Linked DNA regions of Mus musculus: region 1 is linked to region 2. A link is a loop called in an ENCODE intact Hi-C map of the cell type or tissue named here. Cell type or tissue: heart. All regions are shown on one strand. Each heading gives the region's core, and the rest is flanking DNA. Links, peaks and the distances in the headings are about the cores only. Region 1 has its middle 33 kb from the start of Actrt2. Region 2 has its middle 38 kb from the start of Ttc34.

What was found. Peaks named below come from ENCODE experiments on the same cell type or tissue, not always from the same donor. Only the 100,000 strongest peaks of a DNase experiment are listed, where the experiment ranks them.
Region 1: it touches region 2 in a loop (2.1-fold over the local background); 3 of 42 quality-filtered maps call a loop at or near these places.

The regions. Positions count from the first base shown.
Region 1 is chr4:154,693,619-154,708,649 of GRCm38, reverse strand. No RefSeq gene overlaps it. Among named protein-coding and RNA genes, the nearest start is that of Actrt2, 33 kb to the right of the region's middle. RefSeq lists an enhancer at 1-1,235. In heart, for the core only: no CTCF peak of the experiment used is centred there; DNase peaks (open chromatin) are centred at 7,299 and 7,659; H3K27ac peaks cover 1,212 bases; H3K27me3 peaks cover 338 bases.
Region 2 is chr4:154,792,162-154,807,192 of GRCm38, reverse strand. No RefSeq gene overlaps it. Among named protein-coding and RNA genes, the nearest start is that of Ttc34, 38 kb to the left of the region's middle. RefSeq lists an enhancer at 4,043-5,292. In heart, for the core only: a CTCF peak has its summit at 9,183 (motif pointing right); no DNase peak of the experiment used is centred there; H3K27me3 peaks cover 994 bases.

The DNA of each region.
Region 1 (15,031 bases), core at 6,040-8,539, 96 kb after region 2:
CCCGATTCCCAGTTGCCCCTTCATTAAGGGCTTTGGTTTGGGGGGCAAGTATGAAAGGAGAGGGGCCCTCTCCTTGCCTGGGCATGCAGACATCACCACAGGCATGCCAAAGGCACACTGCTAGCCACCCAACTCAGGACACCAGGCCAACAGTTGTGGGTTGTATGTGCATCTGTGATCGGTGGCTTCATAAAACGCCTTCTAATGAAAGTAACACACACAGAGAGGCAGGCAGCCCAGGATGCGGGGCTGCGTGGTGAAGAAATGCGCTTGTTAAAATGTGTAATGAGAGACAGAACAAATCCCCAATATCGGCCAACGCTGTCGTTAAATCCCTTAATGATAGGGGCATTTTCTCTGGTGCGCCGCACAGTTTGTTATAAACCTCTTTGGCCTGGCGGAGTGGGGGCCAGAGGGTGGGATAAGAGGAGTTGGGGGGTGGGGTGGCTGGAAAAAGTCTTTCCTGGGGGTGGAGGCCAACTTTGCCTCGTCTATTCTCAGCTTTGCCCTCCTGTGCCTGAGCTGGTGTGTTGGGCTTCAACTCAGTCTATAGAGTTGCCAGTAGGTCACCACTGAGGCACACTGGGTGCTGGCTAGGTATTTGAACCTAGGTCTGGGGCCATCTTTTTTTTCCTCATGGCTTATCAACTCACCAGAAAAGGCTCCTGGGTCAAGTGCAGTTGTCTCAAGGGTGCAGCCCAGAACCGCCACATGAATAAAGCTCTCCTGGAGTGTGGAAACTGGCCACTGGCTGTGGAGTAGGGACAAGAAATCACCTGAGTGTTCAGAACCCGAGAGATGGGTAAGAGTCAGAGCCCGTGGTTCAGGGTGACACTTGGTTTCTGAAGCCTGCGCTGGCCACCAGCAGGTGGGGCTGGGAAGATTCACTGTAGTCAGGCTCCTGGCTTGGGAGTCTAGAAGGGAATGGGAACTTTGGCTGGATCAGTATTACTTTCTAGTATCCTTTTCCCCTCTTGGAGCATAGCCCAGTGTCCTTTGGAGGGATCGTCCATGTCCAGTCCTGACCTTTACTGCTCTGCCAAACTTCTGACACAGAGGCCATCCATGCTGTTGTAAGGCAGAAGCAGAAGCTATGCAAGGGGGGGACTATGCAGTCTTTGAACCCTAGAGTATCACCTCAGAGTTTTAACTACCCTGGTTCTTCCAAGCATAGGGTGGGGTGTGGTTCTTGCCTCTTACAACTCCAAGAGTTTGACACTGAAGGGTCTTTGCCTCTGTCCCAGCCCCATGGGTGGAAATAAGCACCATTGTGATGGCCACAAGAACAGGGCACATTTTCCTGTGAGTAGGGACATTGGTCTCAAGACAGAATGGGGTAGACTCCCAAGAGTCCCACACGTGTCCTTGGAAGGAGATGGATACATCTTTACACTGTAGGTGGCCTGAGACCGTGTGGTTGTGAGTGTTGGGTGGCTCTGTTTGGAAGTGGTAGGGCATAACAAGGAAGGAGACACTGGGGCTGACCTGGACCCTGTGGCATCTGGCTCTCACCCCAAGGCTGACGATCAGGCTTAGAATACATCAGTTACCTGTCGTGAGCCTGAGAATAGAGGCTGGGAGTGTCCAACAGAAGTCTTTGTTTATACACTTCACACACCTCTGCACCTTTTCCTAGGCACAGCCTCAAGACCAAAGAGAATATTATATTCAAATTCTTAGGAGTAGGGTACAAAATTTACACAAGGTGCCCGAGGGGCAAAACCACATTTGGGACCCCTGATGGATGTTGCAGCCTTGTGTCTTGTCTCTCCCCTGTGTCCTGCCTCTCCCCATCCTTTACCCACTCCATCACCATCATCCCATCAGCTCTGCCCAGAGCTCTGCTAGCTTCTTGTCGTCCCTCTGGAAATTCAGACCATGCCCAGGCCAAGCTGGGCTGAGTTTGCTCAGTGTCCTCATCCAGGAATTCTGCCTGGAAGAAGACATAGGTGTGTTGTGGAGAGGTGAGGGTGGGTGGGGTGTGTGTGTGCTCCTCATTGCTCTCTTTTGGGGTGTGACTGACAAGGCTCTGTCTGGGTAGGTAGGGCTGGGCTCTTGGGCTCTTGTTCTCCCATGTCCATACAGAAGTCCTCAGAATTTGATTACCCACTGGAGCAGAGCAAAATCCTCCTCACCAGAGGCTCATGAGGGACCCCACACTTCCAGGGACCACATTCTGGAAATTTTGAAGAAAGAGGCTGGTGTTTTATGTGTAACTGTGACAGCCACATGTGGGAGTTGAAAGCCAGGTGGGGTGCAAGCCCTTGCTCTTCTCTGAGGTGGTGGCTGGTTTTCTTTTGTGTCTCTGTTTCTTTGACTGCTCTGTCTACCGGGCAGAGTGGCTGGGAGATGCTGTGGAGCTGCAGCTCTGGGGTAGATGCTCTTGGTGTGGAAAGAGCCCGTGAACACAGATGGACAGGGTCCTTTTCCTTCCAGGGAGGTCAAGCCCTACTCCAGATCCAAAGGCCTGAGTCAGCTGTGGTGATAAGCCAGGGTGCAGGGTTCTGAGGGACACTAAAGTACCTCTGCTGAAGAAACTCTTTATCTATGCCATGGGTAGAATCTAGGTAAAGCTAGGATGTCCTAGCCTTCCCCCAAGCCACTCCAAACCAGAAGATTTGGCACTCCCTGCTCCTCGGGTAATTTCCTGGGCACTGGGGTTAGGAATGCCCATGCGTGCCTCAAGCCCCTTGGCAAAGGACAAGACCACATTGATGACACTAGCAGAGGACTCAGAAAGGCCAGGACAGGCTTGGTCAGGTGTCCTCTTGCCCTCATAAAACTTGCTTGGCAGGCACACGGATCCCCTGGCTGGACTCTCTGCCCAGGGCAGTGGTTAAATGGGCTGCCTGAGGGCCCAGGTGTGGATATTTTTAATAGTCTGTGACCTGCCATCCACTCTTGGCTGGGTGTTAACGGCCAAATGTTTTGCAAGTAAATTACCAGAAAGAATTATTCCTGAGAGGCAGAGATTTGTGGAAAGGTGTTAGAAAACCGGACAGCCAGGAACGTTTGTCTCTGTTCGTCCCTACAGGCGCAGAGGACAGCTGGTGTGGCCAGCTGGGCCACTCCTGAGGCCAGGGTAAGGTGCAGGTTGGAAGGAAGGGTGCTAATCTCTTCTTCATAGGAGTTGCTTTCCTAGAGTGGGGCTGTGGTGAGCTCTCTCTTCAGCCTCCTTCCCCAAGCCAGGGTTGGGGTGGGAATCTGGACAGGTGTCTTGGCAGCAGAAGTCCTTCCCTGAACATGTCCTGAGTATACCTTAGGAGTTGGTATCACTGATTCTGGAGACAGGAGCTAGAGAATCGAGGGGTATGTATGACCGCGCATGTACCTCCTCCAAAGAACAGCTGGGGCTGACCTGCATTCCAGCCAGTCCTGGAGTTCTAAGGAAGGGAGGGTACCCGGATGGAGTTGGGGATAGGCATTCTTCCTTCTAGGAGCCCCCTGGAAGCCCCCGAGAGGAGAGAAGATGTGATCAGGGGCCACTGGTTAATCTTGTGGCCAGGAAAGCTGCAGGGTGTTCCCGGAAGGAGTAGGCTCTCCTCTGTGATGTCCTTGGAGGTAGGCAATAAGGCCAGAGAGGATGGTAGTGGTATGGTTGAAAGCTGTACGAAGTGACAAAAAGGCATACTATACTGTCCCAAGGGGGGGACGCACAGGTGGGTATTCCTGATGGATGTTCCTGCAATGAAAACGTCAAACTCATGACAGGGTTGCTGACCCCAAAACTGACTGGGTAGGTAGGATGAAAGCCCTCACCTGTTGTTATTGATAAAAAGTGATATCACTTCCTAATGCCACGCCAGCGAAGACCACAGGGGTACCCACTCCTCCTGCTCTCTCCCTGGATCAGCTTTGTTCTGGACTTCAAGCACCAGGAGCCATGCTGCTGGCAGCGGGGGTGCGGGTGGCTTGGTCCTCAGCTTTCTCAGCTGCTGATCTGCTGTTTCGTGGGAAGGGAAGACAGGTCATTCTGCGAGGCAGGCCAAGGTTGGTAGCTGGGCTCCATGTTTCTGGCCAGCACTGAACATTCTGGAGAGTTCTCTAATTGCTGAGTGACCCCCTCCCTTTCCCATATGTGCAATGCAAAAGAAAACCTCCACCTTGGAGCTTCGGTGGTCAGTGAGTGATACAAGGCTCAGCACCTGACTCAACACCATACAGGACCAGTGCTGGGTGGGATATGAAACTCCCCATGGCTCCTATGGGGCCAGCTAATGTCCAGCTCCCTGAGACCCTGTCAGTACTTTCCGTGGTTAGGGTTTAATGGTTGTGGGGACACTTTAGTGCCAGGCTACTGACCTCGGTGGGTTTGTGCCCTGTGCTGGGACTGGAGGGTGGGCATTGCTGCTGTGTATAAGAGAGGCATCCTGGTAGGTAAGAACTTAACCTCTGAGGCCCTAGAAGGGGAGTGCCCTGCAGATTGTCTGCACAGCAGGAAGTTAGAGGAGAAAAGGGGGCAAGAGGGTGAGAAACGGGCATCATGAAACTATAGCGGTTCCCCCGCCCCCTCCCCCCCTACCACCACACTTTGAACAAACCCTTTGCCCTCCGCAGACTGGGCTCTGCATCTTTAAGACACTAATGGGCCCTCTTTTTTAAAAAATGACAGTTTGCTCACACACTTACAGGTTCTCGTCTGACATCAGCAGGGAATCAAAGATATTTTATTATTTGGAAATTCCATATAGGGAAGGCAGCCTCGAGGGTCTGTCATGGCTCCAAAACCCACACCTCCCCCGGGAGTTAATTATTTTCTTAAAATGCAACTTGCACTGTTGGTCTAAAACATTCCAACTGTGTTCACAGTCTTTAAATCTTCAGTAAACCTTAGAGTTTAAATCACTTGCAGATAAGAATAATTCTGTTGGGGAGAGGGAGCAAGCCTGCAGCAGAGGTGAAATCGGACGAAATGAAAAGCCCATTGACTGAGGCTCCTTGGGTACCTCCTGTCCAGCTGCTCAGAGCACGGTGGCTGTGGACAGAACCTGGCAGAGCCTGGATCCCAGCGCTCCTGCCAGGGCTTCCCACCTGCCTTCTTGGTAGGCTAGACACAGACCCTTTGGGTTGGACCTGACAGCTGGGCATTGGCTCAGGTGAGAACCTTGAAGGAAAGCTGACATATTTGTCTGATAAGAGCCTCTGTTCTCCATAGTGAATGTTCCCAGAGTGGGGCCTGGGTGTGAGCCTGAATGTCCAAGTGCAGCCTGAATTTCTCCTGGGACCTGATATTTAATTAAGACTTGGTGTCTACCGAGGTCTAGTATCTACTTGTTATATAAGTATTCACCTGGGCCCGAGTGTCCACTGGGGCTTCATATCCACTTGGGGCCTCCTATATACCTGGAGTCTGATGCTCACCTAGACACTGTCTATTGAGGCCTGGGCTTGGAGCCCGTTTGTCATATATTGGAATTGGTTTCTACCTGAAGTCTAGGTATTAACTTAGACCCTGAGGCATGGTCTGATGGGGGTTGATGGATCTTCCAGATTCCCCCAGATGTAACCTCTGACCCTGGGCCCGCCTGACCACTTCAGATCAGAACCCGAAAGGTATTCTCTTATAGTTTACACGAGGCAACTGGTCTTGGGTGGGCAGCCTTCGGGTTGTCACTTTGCCTCTGGTCCCTCTCGGCACAGGTAAGCTACCAGATCACCACGGAGGCTGGTGTTTCCTTCCAAAGGCCTCCCATATTTCAGAGAAAAAGGGAGAGCAACAGCATCCCGGGGTGAGCCAGCGGAGCAACTGGACTGCCTATGCTTTGCTCTAGATCATTCGGGTTTCTGAGGCACCAGTTCTGATGCTTGTTGTACCCATCAAATTGTTATCACCTTCAGCTGACCCTCCTAGGACACCACATCTCAAGGACATCCCTAGCCCAATCTCCAAAGTCAGGTGAAATAACTGCACCCAGTAGGGCAGGGGAAGGAGTAAACGTCATAAGAAAGCCGGCTTGTTCTGTTGGGGCTTGCTGGGTCTTCCAGAACCCTCCAGACTGCAGCCTCTAGCCCTGTGTCCTCATTCAGGGATTTCCCTACACCCTCTTTGTCCCCTCTTGGCAGAGAGGGCAATGCAGGAGGAAGGGGTAGCTAGAAAATGGCAGAGGGGGGCTGTGTGGCCACCAAAGAGCCAGCACACTGAGCACTGACGATTGCTTTCTGGAGGCAGGTGTCCACCAACTTGGCAAGAGGGGAGGTCATGTCCAGAGACAAGGGCCGTCCCTGCTAGTCCCTCCTCCCCAGTACCCACACACACTGAGGGGCGGAGCCTGTCAGCCATGGCTTCCCAGCCTCTGTATTTACAGATGCTTTCACGCCCCATTTCCAGCAGCTTTGCAGCTACTTTGGGGCGAGGGTGTGTTGGTGTCCCTCCTGGTCATCCTGCCCCCAGAGTATGGGAATGTGTTTTCTGCCTCCTCCCCTGGACCCCACCACCAGCCGGCCCTCTCCCAGCAGAGACTATTGATCAGTCTCAGCAGAACATTTGTCAAATGTAGGAGTGTGCTGCCCAGTGGGTGCTGTCTTTAGATGCCACCCAGTAGCACCGGCTACTAGTGGGCACAGGGATGTCTACCTGATGGCACCCCATCCTGGACTTCATGTACCTCTGTGGTTCCCGTTCTTCCTGAGACCATCTGCTGTGTCAAGAAGGCAGACTTCTTTTGTTGCCCATCCCCTCATACCACGTTGTGTTCTCAGCAGCCCCCCTCAACAGCTGGAGTTGGGGAAGCTATAGGGTCCAGATTCTGGGATCCCCGATTCTCTGTAGAAAAGAGGGGTTCCAACCTACATCCCCGAGGGAGCATACGTAGAGATCAGGAAGAAGCAACTCTCATGGAGTGCCACCCCCAGCCCTTTAGCATCCTCCAAGAGAGGTTGTCTGTGCCTTGCCGTGCAGCCCCTGCAAGCAGAGGCTCTACAGGCACCCTTGGTCTGGCCCTGCTCTCACCAAATAGCATTTTGATGAGTTAAGTGTGAGAGAATTAAAAACAACCCGATTAAATTTCCTTTATAAATACACATGGGTTTGGAAATCAAGGGGAAAGCGGCTTTGGGCCATAAAACTCCATGTCCACGTTCCCCAAAAGCCAAGGGCGGGCTACTGGCACGTTCTCAGCCAGTCAGTCGCTCTGTGCTTGGCCCATGCACACGGTCTAAGCCCCCTGAGTCTGAGGGAGTTCAGGCCCCTTCTCCACCCTATTCCTGCTGTGTATCTCTATACCCAGTTTGTATTGCTTGTAGACGCAGCTGGTATCTCTACACCACCCCCAACGGTGACAGTGCCCACAGCTGCCAGCACGACTGTCATTCTCACCTCCAGTGGCCAGGCCAGGCCTATCCCCACTGTTTAGGAAAGTAAACAGAGACAGAGGAGGGTGCCACCGGACACATGTCTTTTGTCCTTTTCTTGTTATGGAAGACATCGCTCACACACCAAGGAGCAGCCGGGAGCGTGGAGGGGGTGGTGTCTCGAGTCCTCGACTTCTTCGCTTGCGGTCTCTCTGGGAAGAAGAGGGCAGGGCAGTTGGGCATGGATGGCAGGAGGAGGGGTCTGGGGCAGTGGAACTTTTGAGGTCATTGGAAAGGCAAACAGAATCATTAACAGTTTCCAAAAATAACCAAGCAAGAGTGAGGTTCCCAGAGTCTTTCCAAGTGGCAGGGCTTGGACAGGGGGCACCTCGAGGGAGCTGGCATAGAGGGAGCCAGACCTGGGGTTGGCCGGATGTCTCCTAATGGACATCAGTCTTCCTGAGCTTCATCTGTAGGATGGGTCGATGCTGGAAAAGGGAACATCTCATGCATTCATTCAGCTCCTTACACAGAAGTTTGCCTGTGTGTTCAAATTTATTGGCTGTGCCTTGTGGTAGGCCAGGCACTACTGTGTGACCTTTTTTTCACTACTTAGTTGGAGTACTGTTGCCACTACTTTCCGAAGGGCTCAGAGTGTGGTTCTGTCTTTGCACTCTGCCCTCAGCATACGCTGGTGTTCGAACATCGGCCTGTGAGACACCATGGCCTGAGATGTCAGGGTGCTCACTGCCTAGCTCCTCTGACCACTGCTAGTCCTTCATCTCCGCTCTACCAGACACACAACTGCTGGTCTTCTTGTTGCTTCTGAGTTAACATTTCCTAAAACTCTGTAAAAAATGGAAGTGATAACATGCACAGCTGGGCTTTATCTGTGGGGATGCTTCTAACGCCCAGAGTATGCCAGACACTGAACACTTAATACTCTTTCTCCTGCATACATATACCACAATACAACTTAATTTCTAAGTTGGGGCTGCCAGTCCTGCTTGAGTTTCTGCCTGGCCTACAGGCTTCTGGCAGAACATTGAGTCCTTCATGGGCTGGAGACGTGGCTCAGTGGTAGAAGACTGTCTTAGCCAGGGTCTATTGCTGTGATCAGAAACCTGAGGAGGGACAGGTGAATTCAACCTACACTTCCATATCTGTTCATCACTGAAGAAAGTCAAGGCAGAGACTCAAACAGTGCAGAAACCTGGAGGCTGGAGCTGATGTAGAGGCCAGGGAGGAAAGCTTCTTACTGGCTTGCTCCCCATAGCTTGCTCAGCCTGGTTTCTTATAGAACCCAGGACCACCTGCTCAGGGGTAGCCACACCCACAATCAGCTGGGCCCTCTCCCACCAATCACTAAATAGGAAAGTGCTCTACAAGCTTGGCTAGCCCGATCTTATGGAGACATTTTCTCAGTCCAGGCTCTGCCCCCTTTCAGATGACTTCAGCTTGTGTCAAGTTGATACAAAACTATCCAGTGCAAAGGACTCACTATAGAAGCCCTCCCCACCCCCACCCCCACCCCCACATGTGTGTGTGTATGGATGCATGTGCACATATATGTCTAGTCCAAAGTTTAACATTGTATGTCATCCACTTTTTTTTGGGGCGGAGGACAGGTCTCTTACTGGTCTTATAAGTGTTGATTGTGATATGCCTACCTGGCTAACAAGCCCACAGACCTTCCTTCTCCACTTCTTCAGTGCATACCATCACACCTGACTTTTTAATGTTGTTGCTGGAGACTGAACTCAATTCATGGTTCCTGTAAGGCCAGCGTTTTGCCCACTGAGCCGCTCCCTGGCTTCCTTGTTGCTGGCTTGGAGCTGAGTCACAGCTGAAAATTTCTCTCTACCTCTGCTGAGTCACCGAGTCTCCTGAAAGTGCCGCTCAGAGTGCCTGCATGGAGTGTTATCTCATCCGGCTCACTTGTCTGGCAAGTTGTCATGAGGATTCAGGGCATGTGCTGTGCCTATAGATGTCCAACCACCCTAGCAAGATGTGCCAAGCCCAGAGTACCAGTTGTGGTTAGGGGGTGTGGGCTCCAAAAACCCAGGCCCGTCCACGAAAAGCAAGAATTTGTCCTGTACACAAATAAAATACGGAGTCCCAGAGGAGGAGAAAGGAGTTATGGGAGCCTCTACATCCATGGCATTATGGGGACAGTAAGGCCCTTGGACTAAGTTCCTGCAACCTACTCACTGGCCTGCAGGCCCACAGGTGGGTGGTAGATGCTGGGAATGTCTACAGCAAAGTTTCCCTTCCTCCAAGTCTTTTCCTACCTGTATTGTGTCAGCTTGAGCTTGCACCAAGTTGCTCTTTACCAGTTCTGATGGCTGATCAAGTCTGGAACCTACTGTGCTCCCTGAAGATGGCATCTTCTGTCCCTTTCCAGGTTACTTCAGAACAAAGAGGTAGAAAGACAAGCTGTCAGGTTACCAGGACCCCAGCCTCTCAGGACAGTCTTTCTGAGCTGCGCTCCAGGTAACAGACCAATCCCCACCCCTTTGCCTATGCTTGTGGGCTGAGGGCCCACCTTCTCTTATACTTGTGGGTCCAGGTGAGCACTACACCCTCTGGCAGGTAGAGAGCAGTGAGAGAACCCTGAGGAGAGAGAGGTGCCTTTGAGATCTTTCACTGGCTGCTCCTAGAAAGCCACTCCTGCTCTAGACACACAGGGGTCCTGGCTACTGAAGAAGGGGCAGTGAGGCCAAGATGGCTAACTGGGTGGCTTCCTTCACAGTTCTTCAGCCCAGGGAGGTGTCAGGTGTAGATGCTGGGCACCCATGATGGTAAGTGTGAATTCTAAAGTCCCAGTGAGGTGCAGGTCCACGGCCTGGGGAGGACTGGTTTGGCCCCACTGGTGCCTGGCCCTCCCTCTGCCTCTGTGTATCACTCGAGGGGTCCACATTTGCCAGTGTGCCAAGAAGTCTTTTTGGATGCAGGGTTGACTTGACCCCTCCCCTGCTGGGCCTGGTCCAGGACTACCAGCGAGCGAGACTGCACCTGAAGAGGCATCTTTGTTTCTGTAATTTTGCCCGTTGGAAAAGTCCCCGGTATTAATATTTATGAGAAATGACCTAATATCCCCGCCGCCTGCCGTGTGTTTGCTTAACATATTTAATGTGATTTGGGGGCTGTGTTACTTTTTAACTGCCTCAGCGAGGGGGCCTGACCTGTCGCTCCCCTCCTGGCCATTTTGCAAAGGCAATGCTTTCCACGATCCCTCCAAATTCCCCATTTTAATGGTTTCAGAAAAGCCCTCCGAGCGCCCTGCCTGCCTGGGCCATGGATGGCCTGGCCCTGCTCGATGGAGGCCTGGTGCTGCGTTTTGGGGGTCTAGGGTCTCTGCAGACCTAAGCAGGCACACAGGGTGGATTGGCAATGGGTTTCTGTGGGATGAGAAGGAAAAGGCATTCACGGGGTTTCTGAAAATAGCTTCCGTGTAGTTCTAAGACAGCAATTTAAATAAGTGCTTTCTCCCATTTCTCTGGAACACAAAGGTGATTGTTTTTACTCTGAAATAGATGGCCCTTCCACTGTAAATTGATTTTTTTTCCTTAGCATCCCTTTGTGTGTTGCATTAGCTAATGCAGGGCAGCAGGCAAGCTCCTGGGGGCGACTGGGACAGTGCCCTGGCCTGCACCCGACTCCAGAGAGACCATATTTTAAGCAGCAATCCTACAAGACCCCGCACTACTTTCAGAAGCTGTGTGGCATTAACTGTGTTTCTTCATTTCTCTGAGCCCAGCTCCTCCGGTGAAAAATTGAGCGCTATAACTGTTTCAGGCTCACAGAGTCATTTGGAAAGTCAGGAAATGGAGCTGGTCCTTCCTCAAAGAGGCAAAAGAAACCCCCATGGAATTAGCTGGGGCTCTCTGGAAGGTCCTGGGCCCTCCCTGGTGCACTGTGTCATGAAGCAACTCAGCTAATATTAGTGCTGAGTGCGGCCATCTGGTCACCTTGGTGACCAGGAGTGGAGAGAGTCAAGGACTTTGAAGAATAAGGGGTGTCTCTGGACCCAGCCACTGCCACATAGTCCTGAGGATCACAAGTGATCTCTCTGACAGAGGCCCCACAGAGCCATCAGGATTGTGGACTATTTATGAGAGGTCCAAGCTCTCTGCCTTTCCTGTAACAAGATGTCCATGGGCCTGGGGACTCAGGCATTGAGAACTTGGGTAATACAAAAAGTAACAGAGAATGCCCATGGCCTGTCACAGAGTGTCCAGTAGGGATGAAAAGAATGTCACGCCTACCTGGTGGAGGGAGGAGGGGGTCCTAGCTCCACCTTACAGGGACAGAGGTGACTAGTTTGGCCCCAGGTGCCAGGCAGAACCGTAAGCACACCACATGCTGCATCTAGGCATCCAGTTGATGGCTTTTGGGTGGACAGTCTCCTATTTTATACTCTGTAACTCTGAGGCTTCCAGAGAGCTCTCAAGAGCAGAGTGGGGAGATGCGCCTGAGTCTCTGAGATGCCCTGACCTGGTCCTCATAAAAATCCACTCATAATCTGACTCCAACAATGGAACAGTAAACAAGGCAGCAGCTCAGGCCTCTCTCCAGGTGTGGGTCCAGCAGCCTGGGTGGCTAGCGCCCACTGCAGGTGACTCGTAAGTTTTGCTTCAGCACCCACGGGTACCTAGACAGCCTCCCCCAGCCCTCCCTGTCTTCTGCCTTTTCTGTGAAGAAAAGACAACAACTGTAGCCCACTCAAGGAGTCAGGCAGGGAGCAGGCAGATAGAGTGGGAAGGAAGCGGGTGGAGACCTTGGGAAGGGACCATGCTCATACATGTGTTTTCTCCAGGGCTATGCCAGTCCCTAGTGTGCTTACTAGAGATGTGACATGCACTCACCAAGTTTTCTTTCCAGTTTCTAGACTGCTGAATGAAGACGCATGCAGCTCCTGTCCCTGTCACTGGTGAGAGACACAGCCAGCTGTTGTCTCAGGCTGGCCCCTCAGCCTCCTGGACACCAGCTCACAGATCAATCAGTTCCAGCACTTCCCACTGCGCTTCTCGAGTTTCACACCATGGGGATGATGTCATGGCAGCGGCTGACAGAGCAAGGGAAGAAAGAGGCCCCTCTATTTCAGACTTGAAGGCTGGGACAGACCACTTCCTGGCATTGGGTGTTGGAATTCCTTTTCCTAGATCCAGGAATGAGAGGCCAATGCTTTCACTCCAGAGTTTGGAATGAAGATTGTCTGTCTGTCTGTCTTTCTATGTCTAAATATATAGATACGTATATATGCTTATTATAGAAGCTATCTATCTATCTATCTATCTATCTATCTATCTATCTATCTACTTGCTATAGAGGACAATGGGAGGGAATAGAAAAAATTAAAAAAACCTTATCTTGTATTTTTATACAACATGTCTCTACTTATAGTTCATACAACTCATCAAATTAGCAAGCAATTGATCCATCCATCAGCCATTCATCATTTCCTTTCATTTCCTTCTTCCATTCAGCCACTTACCCACTTATCTATCATCCATCCATCTACCCACCCACCCATCCATCCACCTACCCATCTACCCACCCATCCACCGTCCCATCATCCATCTGTCCATCCATCCATCCATCCATCCATCCATCCATCCATCCATCCATCTATCAAGCCAGGCATCCATCCATCTACCATGCTTCCATCCATCCATTCATCCATCTATCCATCCATCTGTCCACCCACCCATTTACCCATCTACCCATCCACCCACCCATCTACTGTCCTGTCCATCTGTCCATGCATGCATCCACCAAGTCAGGCATCCATCCATCCATCCACCCACCCATCCATCCACCCATCTACCCATCCACCCATCTACCCATCCACCCATCTACCCATCCACCCATCACCCATCCATCCATCCATCCATCCATCCATCCATCCATCCATCCACCTACCTACCCATTCACTCATCCATCCAACAAGCCAGGCATGTAGCCAGCTCCTATCAAACTATAGGCAGTTATCTCCTTAAATCTCATTCAATCTCTTTAAGTGAGAAAAGTGGTATTTTCATATGGCTTAACCTAATATCAGTGATCTATTTACCACCCCCTCTCTATATATATATATGTATATAATGTGCAGTGCATCCATACACACTGCTGCTATACTGTCCCTTAGTGCTGTTTCTATGACAGTATGAGAACTTTTGTCCTGAGAGTTCTGCAGGAAACGCCAACCTGGCACCAAAGCAGTTGTGAAGGCCTTTGGCAGCTTAGCAGCCCGGCTGAAGCTTCCCTCTGTGGGGCACAGCCTGTGGGATGGGTGAAGGGTGTCTCATACGCTGGTCCCTTCTACTGTGCTGCAGTGGGGGATGGGGGCTAGCATGGTAGCTTTAGGTGGCACAGCGTTCCTTGAGTCAGTGTCAGGGTAAGCAACTTCTCTAAGGAGCAGCCTGAAATCCAGAGATGGGGCTTGTGCTGAGGGCAATGCACTCTGACCTGATCCTAGATTGCTATGTGGTCCTGGATGAAGACAGGCTTCCATCTGCTTAGCTGTGGAATGAGGCTGCCTGTGGCGATTACTTCCCTGGGTGAGAAGAGTTATCTAGCACAGGCTAGGACACCTCAGCAAGGGCTTCTCCAGGAGAGCTCTGCCCACCCACTCTCTACTACTCAGAGAGGTTGGGCCAGCAAATCACACACCATGACACTGGTCACAGGTGACCTGCCCAAGTCATGAAGAGCATGGATCTTAACCAAGTGCACGGTTAAGCCTACTACAGGGACGTTGGGATTCTGATGTTTAACTGGCTGTCGTGTGGGAAGGCACACATTCCCTAAGTGAGCAGCTCAGAGAACAGTCATGAACTGGGCATATGTGTCACCAGCTCCTGGATGGGAATTTCATATGTGGACTTAGCAAAGCCTTAATTTTGTCCATGAGCAAGATGCCCTGGGGTGAGGAGGATCCACAGTCTGCCCAGGCACATGGGCCTTCCAGTTCAGAAACGGGTCCACGCTGGTTCTATGAAGGGAATGTTTCAGCCTGATGAACAAAGAAAGCTGTTTGTAGACTCTGATGGCCAGGAACCTTGGAAACACCAGGTTATGCTTTTATGATTGACATTATGGTAGAAACTAGGCAGGCCATAAAGTGATGTTCTTCTAACCAGGGACACAGGCGTGCATATGGTATGATATGCACAGTGTAAATTGTATGTGTGAGCTCATGATTGGGAGTGCTAGACTGCACATGCATACATGTGAATGTGTGTGTGTGCCCATGTGCATGCCTACATTTCTGAGTGTGAGTGTGTCTGTGTGCTGCTGTGGGCATATGCTGGCTGGGTCCTGCAGCTAGCCTGGAGCCATTGGTCTGGTCTCACACACTGCTGCAGCTGCCCACCCGGCCACCACATTTGAGCAGTGGTCACTTCAAGATGGATGAGTGTCATCACGGAGCCAGGGACCTGCATGCTGAAGCCTACCTTCTCCACACATGGACCGTGTTAGTCGCCCCTCCCCCACACCATGTCTTTTCCAGTGCTGTGCCCTGGTGGTCAGCCCCTGCCCCACAGCCAGCCTACCTCCACTTCTAATTGGGCCGCAAAGCCGTTTAATGGTGTCTGAGCGTCTGCAGGGCCGCTCCGCACAGAACAATGCGCCATTCATGTTCCGAACAGAACACTAGTGATCGGACTAATATCTTTAAGCTAAAAAACAAGACTTAATTGGGACAGATGCTGCAAATTCCAGGGCGAAAGCCCCG
Region 2 (15,031 bases), core at 8,096-10,595:
CACCCCATATCTGCCTCCTTGTCCTCCTTGTCTGCTGCTCTGAAGGCATGTTCTGGAGCTCAGAATAGGGAAGGAGATTACCCTGTGCTGGCCCTGCCTGTGTACAGAAGCTTAGCTGACTCTTGTTCTTTGGGTGTTAGCTGGAGACTTTCTCCTTAGGGCTCTCCACCTGCCCCTCTTGACGTATACTCTGTCGCGTCTCTTAGGCTTGCTGATAAAGCTCATGTTGGGAGATGCAGGCACTGGTTTCCATCTCTTCAGTTCTGTGGGCTCCTGGGATCTGTTTAGCCAGCACCGTGGCCAGTAGAGCATATAGGTCTCATCTCGGGGCAGCAGTGCTGAGTCCCAGGAGGGAGGGTGAAGCTCACTGTGCCTTGAGTGGCCTGACGTGAGTCTTAGTCTTGCACTGGGAATCAGCATGCAAAGACAAGCTTGGGGTACCTGCTAATAGCACATCCAGCTCATTGTGCCGTGGCGTGTCGAAGCTGGTTGTAGCACCTCTCCAGTTGTAAGGCTCTTTCAGCCCTTGAACTTGTCAGTCCCAGTAGAGCTGTGATTGCTCAGAGGATGGGCAGTGGTCTGCCGTGGGACAAGCATCTTGCTACATTCACTCTGCGTAGCCACCACAAAGACCTGTCTCCAAGGCTTGATTTGAACACTGGGCAAGAAGAATCCAGACAAAGGTTTCCCATATCTGGTGCCACAGAAGGGATGGAGACATGGGAGGGGATAGATGGGGGCGTCTTAGCTTCTGTGAGGACATTGTCTGTGCCATGTGTCTAGAACTTTGCACTGTCTATTCAGATGCCAAAGCACCTAATAGGGCTAGAACCCCTCCCTGGGTTTAGGAATAGTGTACAGGGCTTTACTTCATCTTTCTTTTTGGTTATCTTATTGAGACATCCTTTAGTACTAAAATTATCCACTGAAATGTATTCTATTAGGGTGGCTAATTAATAGCCAGAAAGGCAAAATGCAAAACCATACTCCAAGCAGTAAGTATTAAGTGTAGTTAGGCTGTAGAAAAACTGTATCTCCTTCATATTGCTGAGGGAGATGGGTAACAAAGAAGCCAGGACAGAAGACAGCACGGTGTTCTCTCAAAAATAGCGAACAGAACTACCATGCGTGTGTGCCAGCAATCCTATTCTTTGGGTATGCACACACCAAAAAAGGCCCGAAAGGTGTCTCTCAGGCATGTTATCAGCACAGCTTCTAACACCAAAAGGAAGAAGCAATCTAAATGTCCTTGAGTAGGTAAGTAGAAAGGCAACCTGCATGGAGTCACTCAGCACTGCATGGAATATTACTCAGCAAGGGACTCACATCACAAGCTTCAACATGGAAAAGCTTTAAGTAAGAACACTAAGGATTTACAGAAACAAAAGACAGGCAGCAGAAGCTGAGGACTTCATGTTTAATGGGGACAGAGTTCCAGCTTGGGAAGATGCAAGACTCTGGAGATTGAAGGGTAGTCCTATAACATGAATGTACTGTTTGTTTGTTTGTTGAGATAGGGCCATGTTACAAAGTTCTGACTGACCCAGCGCACACTATATGGCCCTGCTTGGCTTTAGACTCTGGATAATTCTCTTGCCTTAGTTTCCCAAGAGTGAGATTACAGATGTTCATGGTCATGCTTGGCATTTGTGGATGGACTTAATGCCACTGGACTGTTTACTTAAGAATGGCCAGTGTAGTAACTTTAAAATTCTGTTTATTTTATGTGTATGGGTGTTTCGCCCATAGGTATGTTTGTGCATCACATGCGTGCAGACCCTGAGAGTGTCAGATCATCTGGAACTGGAGTTACAGACTGTTGTGGGTCATGTTGTGGGAGCTGGGAACCAAACCCAGTGCTCTGAAAGAGCAGCCAGTGTTCCTAATTGCTAAGCTATCTTGCCAGTCCTAGATACAGTAACTTTTATGTGTATTTTTTTAACCACAATTATACAATGTATCCAGTTAACTGTCCAGCTCTCTGAATTTTCTGTCCTTCAAGTTACATACTTGGCCAAATCCCTTGAAAGTTCTTCCTTCCCCTCCACCGCAGGCACCCCAAGGTCAGATTCCCACCATTTTGGATGAGTTTACATTCTTTTGGAGTTTTACAGGAGTCTAAGTGTGTCCGCTGAAGTCCGGATCCTTTTTCACAGTGTAATTGGTTTTTGATGCACTTGTGTAACTAGGTGCCGGCAAGTTTCTATTATTAAACAGTCATCCTGCCTGCCTGTGATGCACACATTGTATCTCAGAATCTCTGTGGCTCCCAACTTCTGAGCAGAATCAGTCCCACCATGGGCTTGGTTCTGCCAGATGGGTCCGGAGTGGAGTGTGGCAGAGCCTGGAGGCTAGAGAAGTGTCTAACAGACGGGAGGGACTTCTTGTGGGGTTGCTACATACTGCTAACTCAGGTCATGACTAGAAATGTGCTGCTGGCCATTCCTTTATCTGTTCCCTACCTGGCCAGGGGAGGGAGCCAAGGCCCCATATACACGTGGGAAAGCCAGACTTGGGACTAACTATATGATCAGCCTAGGGTTTCCAGGAAGGAGATACTATATAGCTCAATGGGCTTGGGACCCAGGAGGTGCCTACAACATATATCTTTATGCTGTTCAGGGCTTCCTTAGGCTCACATGTGTGTGTGTGCATGCACTGGTGTGTGTGTGTGTGTGTGTGTGTGTCTGACCTCACCTTCAGTTTCACAACTTATCTGGGAAGTCAGTATCTAGAACCCAGAACTCTACACCCTGCTCTGATTGGTGGAGGAATAGGCTTCCTAAGTTGATGGGGAAGCAGGGGTCTTGGTGGGACTTTCCCATGGGACCTTTTTGCCCTGTAGCTGCTGTGGAGAGGCTTTGCCTGGCTTCTGAAGGCTCTGCTGAGGGTGGAGGTGGGTGATGGCGTCATGACGGCCTCATGGTCAATCAATGAGGAGGTCATCAAGCAGGGTGAGCTCTTGCTCAAGATCCTCAGAGGGGCCTCACAGGACTTTGATAATGATGTCTTTTTATAGACATTAAAAAATTTTTTTAATGTTAATAGATTTTGTGTGTGTGTAAGTGTTGTATGTTGTCTCTACATGCACTGGTGTTGTGCACATGCACTGGTGTGTGTGTGTGTGTGTGTGTGTGTGAATGTGTATGTGTGTGTACATGCATTGGTGTGTGTATGTGAGTGTGTGTGTGTGAGAATGTGTGTGTATGTGAGTGTGTGTGAGTGAGTGTGAGAGTGTGTGTATGTGTGTGAGTGTATGTGAGTGTGTATATGGGAGTGTGTGAGAGTGTGTGTGTGTATGTGAGTGAGTGTGTGAGTGTGTATGTATGTGAGTGTGTGTGTATGAGTGTGTGAGTATGTGTATATGAGTGTGTGAGTGTGTGTGTATGTGAGTGTGTGTATATGAGTATGTGTGAGCATGTATGTGACTGTGTGAGTATGTGAGCGTGTATGAGTGTGTGTATATGAGTGTGTGTGAGTGTGTGTGAGTGTGTGAGTGTGAGAATGTGTGTGTATGTGAGTGTGTGTGAGTGAGTGTGAGAGTGTGTGTATGTGTGTGAGTGTATGTGAGTGTGTATATGGGAGTGTGTGAGAGTGTGTGTGTGTATGTGAGTGAGTGTGTGAGTGTGTATGTATGTGAGTGTGTGTGTATGAGTGTGTGAGTATGTGTATATGAGTGTGTGAGTGTGTGTGTATGTGAGTGTGTGTATATGAGTATGTGTGAGCATGTATGTGACTGTGTGAGTATGTGAGCGTGTATGAGTGTGTGTATATGAGTGTGTGTGAGTGTGTGTGAGTGTGTGAGTGTGAGTGAGCATGTAGGTTACAGGTCAGTATCTGTGTCATTCTTTATTACTTTCCTCCTTACTTTCCGAGATAGAATCTCTTTGGAGCCCTCTGATTTGGCTTTACTAATTGACCAGCAAGCCCGAGGGATCTCCCTCCTACTCACCGCTGCCCCTCCATAGTGCCACTATGTCAAGCTTTTTACATGGGGGTTGAGGGTTAAACTTAGGCCTTCATGGAAGTACTTCACTGCCTCATCAGTTGGCCTGTGGTCTGGGGACTGGTCAGCTCAGACCCTCCCTCCTCACCCACGGGGTCACCCTGTGGTGGTCCATTTCGTTGCTTTCTCTCCCGTAGTTCTGGAATTTGGGCCCAGATGTCTTCATTAACTAATGATTATTTCAGTTTCTTTAGAAAAAAAAAAACTAATCAGAGACATCCCAAGCTGCCAATCTGAGGTTTGATCAGCCACGATAACCAGCGTGCCCACACGGTGCTGGTGGGATTCCAGCCTGGAGCACGGAAACTTGACATTCTCGACAGCCTGGAAATGTAGGATTTCCGTTTGCCTTGTAATGTGGAGCCAGCTCAAGGGACCCCCATCTCCCACTTTGCAGCCCTCCAGCGGGGGGCCTCTTGGGACCATATGGCTTGGCGGTGGGGTAATGTGCTCTCTGGGGATACTCGATGCCCCTCTTCCCTCTTTGCTCCTCCAGGATGCTTCCAGAGCCCTTTCTGGGCTCCCCAGCCTGCAGGTTGCAAGCAGGGGATCTGAGGCCCAGGGCTGGCAGTGCCGGCCCCCTCCCCCTCGGAGCTCACCGGTTCTGCGCTATCATGCCCTCTATCGCCTTTGTGTGAAACGTAACCCACAAAATGCTTTCGTGGTAACCTTATCCATCGGCAGCCAGCGATAGCATCTTGCGGCCCGTGACGGGCAGGAACTCGAAAGCATGGAGTTAATAACGCAGACTTTCAAAAAATGAGGCTGGCAGAGGGAGACGAGGGCGGGAATAAAGGGGGCCGGTGTGGTTGTAATTGGGACCATGTGAACTTCCTCGGAGGAGGATTAGGAGGAGAGACAGGCCTTGCCCGCGAAGATTAGTTTCAATTAGATGGGCTGGAGGCGAAAGGCCGGGCTCGGTGAAAGATTAAAACAAGAAGGAGAAAGTTTCCGCGGCGGAGGCTCCGGGCCTGCAGCAGGGGCCGGCGAGATCCGCTAATTGAAGGCAAAGCGTGCACCGGGCTCGGAAGAACGCCCATTAATTGATTCGATGCTGGTCTGCTCCTAGGCCTTTCCCGCTCACCCCCATTCTTAACTTACTTCCAGATACTCATTTGTGTTTGAAATCAGGGGGGTGGGGCAGGGCCTGCCCTGCCTGAGCCCCTCAGGTAGGGGGAGGTGAGAAGGGCTGTGGTCAGTGGGCCAGACACCAGCCTGGTCATTTGGGGGTTCTTTCCTCTGCCTGGGGCCACTGGGTTTCCCAAGTGGAGGTGTGAAGGTTTATCCTGGCTGCACTCGATCAGCCACCATCAGGCTCCTGAGAGGCTTCAGTGGGACCCTCAAACAGACTGTGCCTCTGGGCTTGGGGTTTCTCTATGCTTTCAGAGCTAACCTGTATTTCTCCTTCCATGTTTCCATCTACCTACCCCCCTCACTGCCCTCCCATTCACTCAACCGTTCACCTTTCCAAAATCATGAATTCACCTTTAACCCTCTTCTCCAGTTCTCCTTCTTTCTTAACCTCTGGCCTCTATTCCTTTGAAAACAGCTTTCTCAATAAACATGTCTCCATTCGAATGTTTTCCGTCCTATGCTCTGAGTCCCCATGCATGGCTGGTGACTTGAAGCGCCATCTTGAATACTTGGGCTGAGGACAGGAGGGTGACACCCCTCTCTCTCTAGTCCCATGTTGTCTCCCCTTTTCCTTTGAGACCCAGCTATCTGCCAGGTGGTCTCCTCTATCCCAAAACCATCCGTATTTTCTTCCAGATGTTATGGAAAGGTGAAAACTATGACACGTGAGGAACTTCAGAGAGAGGAGGAGCCAAGAGCCGAGGGGTATATGGTGCCGGTGGCTCTGAAGGAGCCTGGTTCTTGGGTCTTGAGTTCTAGCTCCAGAGAGGAAGGAACAGGGATTGTCCAGGGGATGGTGTGACCTCTGTTGTCCTTGTTTCTTAAAGAGGCAGAAAAGAAACCTGGTCCCAATTCATGGTCCACAGATTCAGTCCTGCCTTCCACCTGATGAGGTACAGAGTCCAGGGGATGGCTGTGCTCTGCTGCAGGGTGCTCTCAGCAACATCCTATCCTGGCTTGGGGGTCCAAGCCAGGTGGCCAGGTGTGGCCAGCAGAATGCATTTCACAGGGAGGCCAGCTGCTTCTAGGCCTTTCCTGGACAGCTCCCCTCCAGGGCCTCAGAGCACGTTGTGTGTGCGTGTGTTTTATAAATCCTTCCCATTGTAATGACAGCTAAATTATGGAAAATGCATTTTCACAGCTGGTGAGAAAACCCATTAGCATTAATCAAGGACCAGGCCTCGTTGGGGATTCTCAGGCTGGGGCTCTGTTGGTAAAGTTATGGACGTGCTAAATAGTCATTAGTGGTACTCGTTTGCAACGGACCAATCTTTCATCTCACAGCACGTGGGTGCCTCCCTGCCTGTGACTGAGGGTGGAGCTCTATGCAGGGCTTCTGTGGCTGCTGTGGTCTCCACCTTGGTGTGGGTGGGGCCCAGGGGAGACTGTCATGGTGATGGCTATGGAGCCAGTTCAGTCACACTAAGGAGAGGTGGCCCCCTCTGTCCCTGTACCAGTGGCCCTGATGGCACCAGGCAGGCCTGTATAGAAGTCATGCAACCAGGAGCCTCACTGTCCTCTGGGCTCCTTGTATTCTGGGGGTCCATGGTCCCAAACTGACACATGTCTCTGAGCTGGACAGCCCAGTGTAGCACAGAGAATCTGGCTTGTGGGTGTAGAGTAATGGCTGAGCTGCCAGCGGAATCAAGTCTGAACACTTAGCGCTGGTCCTTGGTCCTTAAGTTCTAGCTATGAACCAGGGCACCAGAGAGGAACTGGAACTGCCCAAAGGATGGTCTGGCTCCTGCTGTCATGCCAGGGTAACTTTTTATGTGTGTGCTGTATGTGTTCATGGGCACATATGTGCACATACCACTGTGAGTACCCTTGAAGGCCTGAAGAGAACACTGGGTGTCTTCACACCTCTGCCGTATCTCCCTGAGACAGGGCCTCTCACTGAATGTAGACTCACTGATCCAGCTAGGCTGACTAACCCACTAGTATCCGGGATCCGCCCATCTCTCCCTCCCACTGCTGGGATTATATGTGCATCCCGCCACTTCTGGCTTTTACGTGATTTTACAATTGTGAACTTGGCTCCTCATGATGGCTCAGCAATCGTTCTCACTACTGAGCCATCTCCCCAGCTCCTGGGGAACTTTTAAGACAGTGTTTTATACTGAAACAACTTCAGAGAGCATAAAGAAAAAGAATAGCTGGTTTAATTCCAGTATCCCACACTTCTGGGGTTTCTCACCAATATTCGTCAACGAAGGTGACTCACAGAAACATGTTAGTTAGATCCAGGTAGGTGGCTTTTCAGGGCAGCCAGTTGGTCCTTCCAAAGACTGACTGTCTTGATATCTTCAAGGAATCTTTGTTACAATGAGGGTCAGCGTTGTGGAAGTCATAGGAAGGCATACAGTATGTCAAATACCCATGAGGCAAAGTAGCCACTGGCTCCCCGATCCTAGACTCTCCCCTTTCTTCCTCCCCATCAACACTGGGGTCTATGTTCTTGTCCAGTTCTCTAGCTTTGTCAGAGCCTTCCCCACATTCTTCCTATGGACGTATAGATATATGCATATAAATGAGTTAGTGTATACCCACACATATACATGCACAGATAGACATACCTGTATATAGATAGGTATGTCAATACATGACTACAGTCTGCACACACACACACACACACACACACAATCTATATAGGCATGCACTTGTAGTGACTTGTGCACACAGACTGGTACATGTACTTGGTCACATAGGGGCAGGTGTCCGCTCCCTTTTACTAGTTCAATATACCAAGGGCCTACAAGGTCACCCAGCAGCATAAGAACAGCAGCATCCTAGATGTCCATCATCCTGTAAGGAAGAACAGCCATCCCAGAGGTGGGGAAGGGAGCCTGGAACATCTTGTAGTGTCCAAAAAGAAGGAAACAGTTGAGTATAGACTGCTGGGCATGTTAAGGGAAATAGGCTGGAATGGAACTCCTAATTGCCTAGGCTGGGGCAGGGAGAAAGGAAGAAAAGAAAAGGGAGAGAGGGCACTGTCTGGTTGAAGGGGCAGTGTGCAGCTGTCCTATCCCTCAGAGAGGTGGATCCATCCCAAGCATCCACCAGGAGATACCTGGGGTCTTTCATCTTAAAGATGGTGGTCATGGGCTCTTCCTCCTTGGGAGAGTGCCACAGGGTCACTGTGAGGCAGTGAGGGATTCCAGAGGCTGGGTTACCTGCCTGGGTCATGCAGCAGACACCCGGGGTCCGACAGGTCTCACCTATTTATAACCAGCCACGGGGCTCACCCTTGAAGTGTCAAGAAGGGGTTGGCTAAGGAAAACGCCCAACTTAAGTGCAAGTTGGTAGCTTCTTGTGGACCGGGGGTGGGGGTCGGGGGGGGGGGGAGGGATAGCTCTGGGCTTTCAGAGCCGGTATCCTCGGGACCAGGAAGCCTGTGTGTGCAGGGCCGGGCTGGGGCCCCATCCTGAACGGGGCCTTTGTATTGGGTCCTGGATCTGAGATATAACTTACTTTCATTTCTTCATATGCAAGTTGGAGAGGCCAATACCTTCTTGCCACCCCTCTGGGCTGCTCAGGTTAGGGTTCAGGAAAACATGAGGTCTACTGAAGGGACAGTATGTGGGATTTTGTTTTTGTTTTTTGTCTTTGTAACCAAATCATCACAGTTTTAGAGATGGAGGGAAGTTTTTTTTCCCCATCTCTATTGGCAAGTGCTATTGGTCCCACATCACTGATCTCTGTTGTCCTAGGGAGTGGCCTTAACTTGCAATCACTTCACTGGGTTCAAGGGCCTTGGAGCCTCTTCGTGAGACTGTCAGTTCCCCCCTCCTGGTCATATGCTACAGCTAGAGAGGGCCCAACCTAACACATGCCAAAGTCAGAGAGAGCTTCAGTAGTTTCCTTGAAAACCTGGGTGAAGCCTCCGTGCTCAAACCAGCTCACACATGGAAACCTGCTCTGTGACTACCAGGAGGGACAGCATAAGGCCACCAACCTAGCATTGGTGATCTAAAGGCCCCTGGCAGGTCCTTCTCCCAAACCTTGAACAGCTACCGTGAAGGCGCTGCTTATCTTGTCCACTAGAGGGCAGCATAGTTACCCAGTGGGCAGGACGTCTTCCCACATCTAGGTACCTTTTGTTGGGAATCCAGGATCTCTCTCTCTCTCTCTCTCTCTCTCTCTCTCTCTCTCTCTCTCTCTCTCTCTCTCCCTCTCCCTCCCTCCCTCCCTCTCTCTCTCTCTCTCTCTCTCTCTCTCTCTCTCTCTCTCTCTCTCTCATCTGTGAACAGGGTTTGAGGTGTGTGATTGCCTAGTCTGCTAGACAGATGTTTTCTGGGGCAATGATCACTCACATCTATTCACTCTCAATAAAGCTGCATTTATCAGCCCTCCAGAGAATAGGTGTTAAGCCATCTGTGAACTCAGATGGATGTCCAAAGGGCACGGATGTGGCATCGTCCGTGTTAGGCTGGAGTGAGAGACACAATTGCCCTAATTAGGAGGTGGCACTCTGGTGGGTGCTAAGATTCACACCTGGTGGCATCAGAGCTTGTGGTGCACATGGGCACCTGGAAGGGCTGGGCACTCTGTGGAGCCAGTGGGTCAGAGATATACTCCATTTGCTAAATTTAGTGTAAACTCAGATGAGATTGATTTGAATTTTAAAGGTTCTGTTCATTTGGGGGCTGAATCTATCTATGGCTCACTGGGATTTGAGCTCAAACTCTTAAAAATCAACGTGGTAATGATCAATTTGTTAGCGATAGCCACAATGAGTACCTGGCTTTCCATCTGGCTGGTTGCTCAAAGCCTGTTGATAGTAACTAATTGCCCAGAGAGGTCCCCGCATCCCCACACCTGGTGTGTTGCTTTGGCTGGGAACAGACTCCTGCTCTGACCCAGGCCACACTGAAAGTTTCCCAGGAGACAGGAAGACGAGGCTGCCAGGAGCCCTTCCTTCAGATAGGACCAGAGGCTTGGTGGGTCTTGGAGAGAAGCCACAAAAGGTCTGTAGGACCTTACCTCCCTCAGGTGGAGTCTCTATATTTCCTAGATGAGCTGTGAGGTGACCCATCCCACAGATGAGAAACCTGTTAGAAGATTCCGAACCTCTAGTGAGTATCTCCCACAAAAGTGACATAAGAGGGCCAGCGTCCAGCTGACTCTCTAAGCTGCTTCTTGCATCTTGGGGCCACCTTCAGTCCCAGGGCCAGCATGTTCTTATCTATTACTCTCTGAAGCCTTCAGCTCTCAGGGTCTTCTCTACAGCCCAGGCTAGCTTGGAACTCTTGACTCTGTTTCCCCAAACTCCCGAGAGTTTGCTTGGGTTACAGGAGTTTTCTACCATATCTAGTTTCTCCTGAAGGTCTGGTGAAATCTGTGATCTTTATGGAGGACACATTTAATGGAAGAAGAGGAGGTGAGGGGGTTTGAGTCCAGCTGTTGAACAGTTAGGGACAGACAGACAGCTCAACAGACTAAAGCTAGACAAACAGGTGGGCTTCCTGGGATCAGCCCTGCCCTCCTCTCACCTCTTTGGCCCAAGGTTCATGAGAAATGAATCTTTGAAAGCACAGAGTGACTCCAAACTAACGAGGAAGAACAGCGAGGGACATAATCTGAGCTTTGGGGTGGGGGTTTCGGCCCTCCTCTGTTCCACTGGGATCATGAGTCTGGAGCCCTCCGTGCCACCAAGAGCCCCCTGATGATGATTCAAAGCTATCTTTCTTTGTGGAGGGGTGCATGGGGCAGCTGGAACCCAGCCGAGGGCTGAAGGCTCACTAGGCTTGGGGGTGGGGTAGTAACATCCGTCACAGCAAGAGGCCGTGACCGTGAATGGATGCTACAGAAAATGCATTTTGTTTAAGGGCATAGAAGTTAGCAGAGGGTGAGTGCTCCTCCCCAGAATCGCCAGGCTCAGGATGACATTCGAGTGATCACCTAGCTCCAAGATGGCGGCTGTTGCCGGAGAGTAAGCATCCTCTTCCAGAATGTCAAGAGAGTGTGTGCCTAGCTCCAGGCATCTTGGGCTAACCTGTGCTGCCAAGCATGGGGATGCCAAGCAAGGAAGCAGGCAAGCGCGCTTGAGCTCCACTCAGGTGGGCAATGCATCCGCTCTCTTCCTTTGCCATCTGGCTTTGAATTCTTTCAAAGGTGGGGGTGTTCTTCTGAACCCCATGAAGGGAAATGTATATCAACAATCTTCTTACATCCCGGAGACTAAGCGGCTTCTTCCCCGACACGCTGTCTCCTTGCTACGCTGACACCGATCCTCCCGCTCCCAGCCCTGCCCACAGGTGCTTTCCCCATCCAGGGACGGCTAAGGAGACCTTCAGAGAAGTGGTCGGTGGTGAAGGTGGATATGGGGTGAGTTGAGCCCTCTGTGGAGAAAGTTTAAATTTAACTTTCAAACACTGGCAGAGTCAGTGGGGTTCTCCAGGGAACAGTGGAGGAAGCTCGAGAGCCTCGGGCCTCTCCAGGCAAACCTTCTATAGTAGATCACAGACGAGAAGGCTAGCACTCTCAATTCTCATAGACCTCTCTGGTGGGACCACCTCTGTTCCTGCCCTCAGACTGACAGGTCTTATTAAGGCTCTCATGAGTCTTTGATAACATTGACTGGGTCGTCTCCCACCTGTGTGGAAGGGATGGCATCTGGCCATGCACAAACGCCCTGGGATCCAGAGTGAGAGGCTGTGTTTTCCCCTCATCCACTGTCCTGAGCATCAGTCAGGGGCACTGCTGGAGGCAGAGGAAGAAAGTCCTGGCACCTCCCCTGGGCACAATGGGAGGGGCTCCCAAGGGCTGAACTATGGGGAAGGCATGTGGTCACCATGGCCTCCCACACTTTCACAGTCCTGTCCTTTCATTTTTCTTTTCTTTTTGTTTGTTTTTCAAGACAGGGTTTCTCTGTGTAGTCCTGGCTGTCCTGGAACTCACTCTGTAGACCAGGCTGGCCTCAAACTCAGAAATCTGCCTGCCTTTGCCTCCCAAGTGCTGGGATTAAAGGCATGTGCCACTACTGCTCAGCGGTCCTGTCCTTTCTTGAGTTAGACCTTCGAAGGTGCTTGTGCCTAGGCAGAAAGCCACTCACTAGACGTTCACGCTCTGAACACACCCTGGACCCACACTGTCAGCCCAGCAGAGTGCTGTGGCTTCTATCTGGGAATGCTCCTAGTATTGGTCAGATACCATGGGCTCCTCTCTGGGCCCTGGGAAGTAGCTGAGTTCGTAGAAGGTACCAGTGGGATTTCTTGCAGATCAGCGTAGTGAGAGAGGGAGCCACAGCCCCTCCCTCCCCCAAGGCTTTGATAGTTAGCCCTCAGCCCAGGTATGTCCACCCTGGACTGGCTTTAGAGTATGGGTAAGGAGGTACAGCTGCTATCTGAAGATGAGTGGGATGAGGGAGGGATGGATGGGGACAGTGATAGGAAGAAATAAGTACAGACGTGGAGGTGCTGCTGATGGGGATGCTGATGGTGATGATGAAGGTGGAGGTGATGATGATAGCAGCCTTGAGGCCTTGCTCCAGAGTGGCACCTCCCCAGGGCTCTCCCCACAGTTCTTGTTGGGGTTAAGCATCCCAGGAAAGTTAGCTAACGCAGAGAGCTGAAAATGGCATAAATAGGCAATCAACCAGGGTGTCTGGCCATCCCACCCGCCCCGGTCCTGGTGACAGACAGGCTACCTGGTGCCATGTAGGACCGTCCTGACTCTGACAGCCACAGACATTCACAAGTATGAGCTTGGAGGGACTTGAGCCTTCTGTCACAGGCACTCTGGTCTGGAAGATGAGACTCAGCCCCATCTTCCACCCAGCGATGGAGCGGGATGCAAGTAGCGAGTGAACCTGTGGGACCGTGGCAGAGAGCTTTCTCACCATGTTCCACCGCGGTAACTCGGCACAGTGAGGGGCTTAGGAGGCCCTGTCAACCCTGCCCTGCAGCAGAGAAGTCTGATGCTGTTCATGGGGTTACCAGAGTCACCTAGGGCCCGGTCTCTGACCTTGGGGCCTCCAGGGCAGCATGCATACCCTGTCATCCAAGGCTGATGCTCAGGACCATGGAGGCCCACGGATTAGCTCTGAAGTCTGGCGCCCCATGGTGTCCTCACCCCTTCCTATGCCGGGAAGAGCCGGAGCCCTGTTTATTTAGACTTTTCCTAAAGCTGACAGCTTGAATCAGGCTAATTCACCTGAAGTATACCAACCGTCCTTATATTTATTTTAGGATACTCCACCGGTGTAACCTAACCCTGCCCTCCCCCGCCTTGTTTACACGGCTTAGGACCATGCATCTGTCTCCTATCCCTTGCAGCCCACTGCCCCACATTCCAAGGACAAGGGCAGGGAAGTTTGCACATGGGGTGGGGGTGGGGGTGGGGGCCAGCTGGTGTCGGACTGCACAAACTCCTTTAGTGTTGGCACAGGGGCCTGTGGCCTTCCGCACGGGAGGTGTGGGGCTTGTGCCTTGGGATGGTCTCAAGGTGAGCAGAGCTGGTGGCAGTGACTTGCACAGAGGGCCTTGCCTCTCCTGGGTGAGGATGGGGAGGAAGGACAGGCAGGCCCCAAAGGGATGCTGGAGCTTCATAAGGCCACGCTGTTGGTCACTGGGCATTCTGATGCTACAGGAAGGAAATGGCCACTCAGAGCAACCTGCTGACAGCAGCATCGGATGGAGCTGGATACTCGTCCAGCCCAGGCCACTCTAGAATGATGTTCCCAGGCGTGGGGGCTGAGCTGAGGGAGACCCAGAGCCTAGCAGAGGCTAGGCCTCTGTTCTGGTAGCTGAATCAGAAAGCCACAGAGGTGAGGACCCCTCCTTGAGGGGTTTTTTGCGGTTGTTATCAACAGAAAATAAAGAAGAAACAACTTCCAGGTCAGGAACATTGTTTGCTGACCTTGGTCAGTCATGGCTTGGGTACCAGTTGTCCATTAAAAGGCCATCATAGGCCACATAGGCTGTGTAGACACCAGTTTATAGATCAAAATTCTACATCTCTCTCTGAGGGCTGCGTATGCGAGGTTCTCTGGACCCTGAAAGGCAACTGCCGAGAACCCTCAAGCTTTGAGCTCACCTTCTGTCTGAGAAGTGGCCGTGACCAAGAGCAAAAGCAGAATGGACAGACATCTTTTAGAGAGCAGTTGAGGGGAAAGATGTCATAGCAAACGTGGTATGCGTGGGCCCTGGCCCTGGCAGAAGTGGCCCACGGGCAATCAGGAAGAGCTTCATGGAGAAGGTCACATTTGAAACCGAGCAAGAACTGTTTAGGACTAGCAGGCGTTCCCAGAAGAGGGATCTAAAGTAGACTGGCCTTGATTTGAAGTTGTAGCAGCCAGAGTATATTGCGAGGAGGAAGGCAGAGAGAAGTCAGGCCAACAGATATGGCAGATCCGGATCTCTGGGGCATGCTCCATCCAGACTCGGGACAAAGGCCCAGAAGCCCATGGTCCTTGGGAGGTGAGATGGTGGGTGGTTTAAAAAGAGCTCTCAAGTGGGTCTGAAGCACTCTTGGGGTGCTTTCTCTTACTCTGCTGCCAAAACCAGGAACCTCAGCCAGTGTAGCCATTCTGTTGCCACAGCTCTTCTTGCTGAGGGAGTGCCAGGTTCAGGCTGTCTCCAGCTCTCTGTGGCTCCTTTGCGGCTGCTCACAGGTCCTAGGAGATGGTGGGGACATTTGGGAGAAGGGCTTCAGACATGATCCTCTGTAACCATGGTAGGTTGGTGGCTTTATATGGCCCTACCTTCAGAGCAACTCTGAAGGGAACGATTGGTTATGTACGTGGGGAGGCGGGACTTCACCAAGGCTCTGCCTTTGGTAGAAGGAAGGACAGACTCCCCCAGGAACGGGGTCATTGAGAAGAGAGAGCAGGTTTGTCTAGGCCAGGATGAGCAAGACAGATCCAGGGGCAGTGGGAGGGGTGGGCTAGGC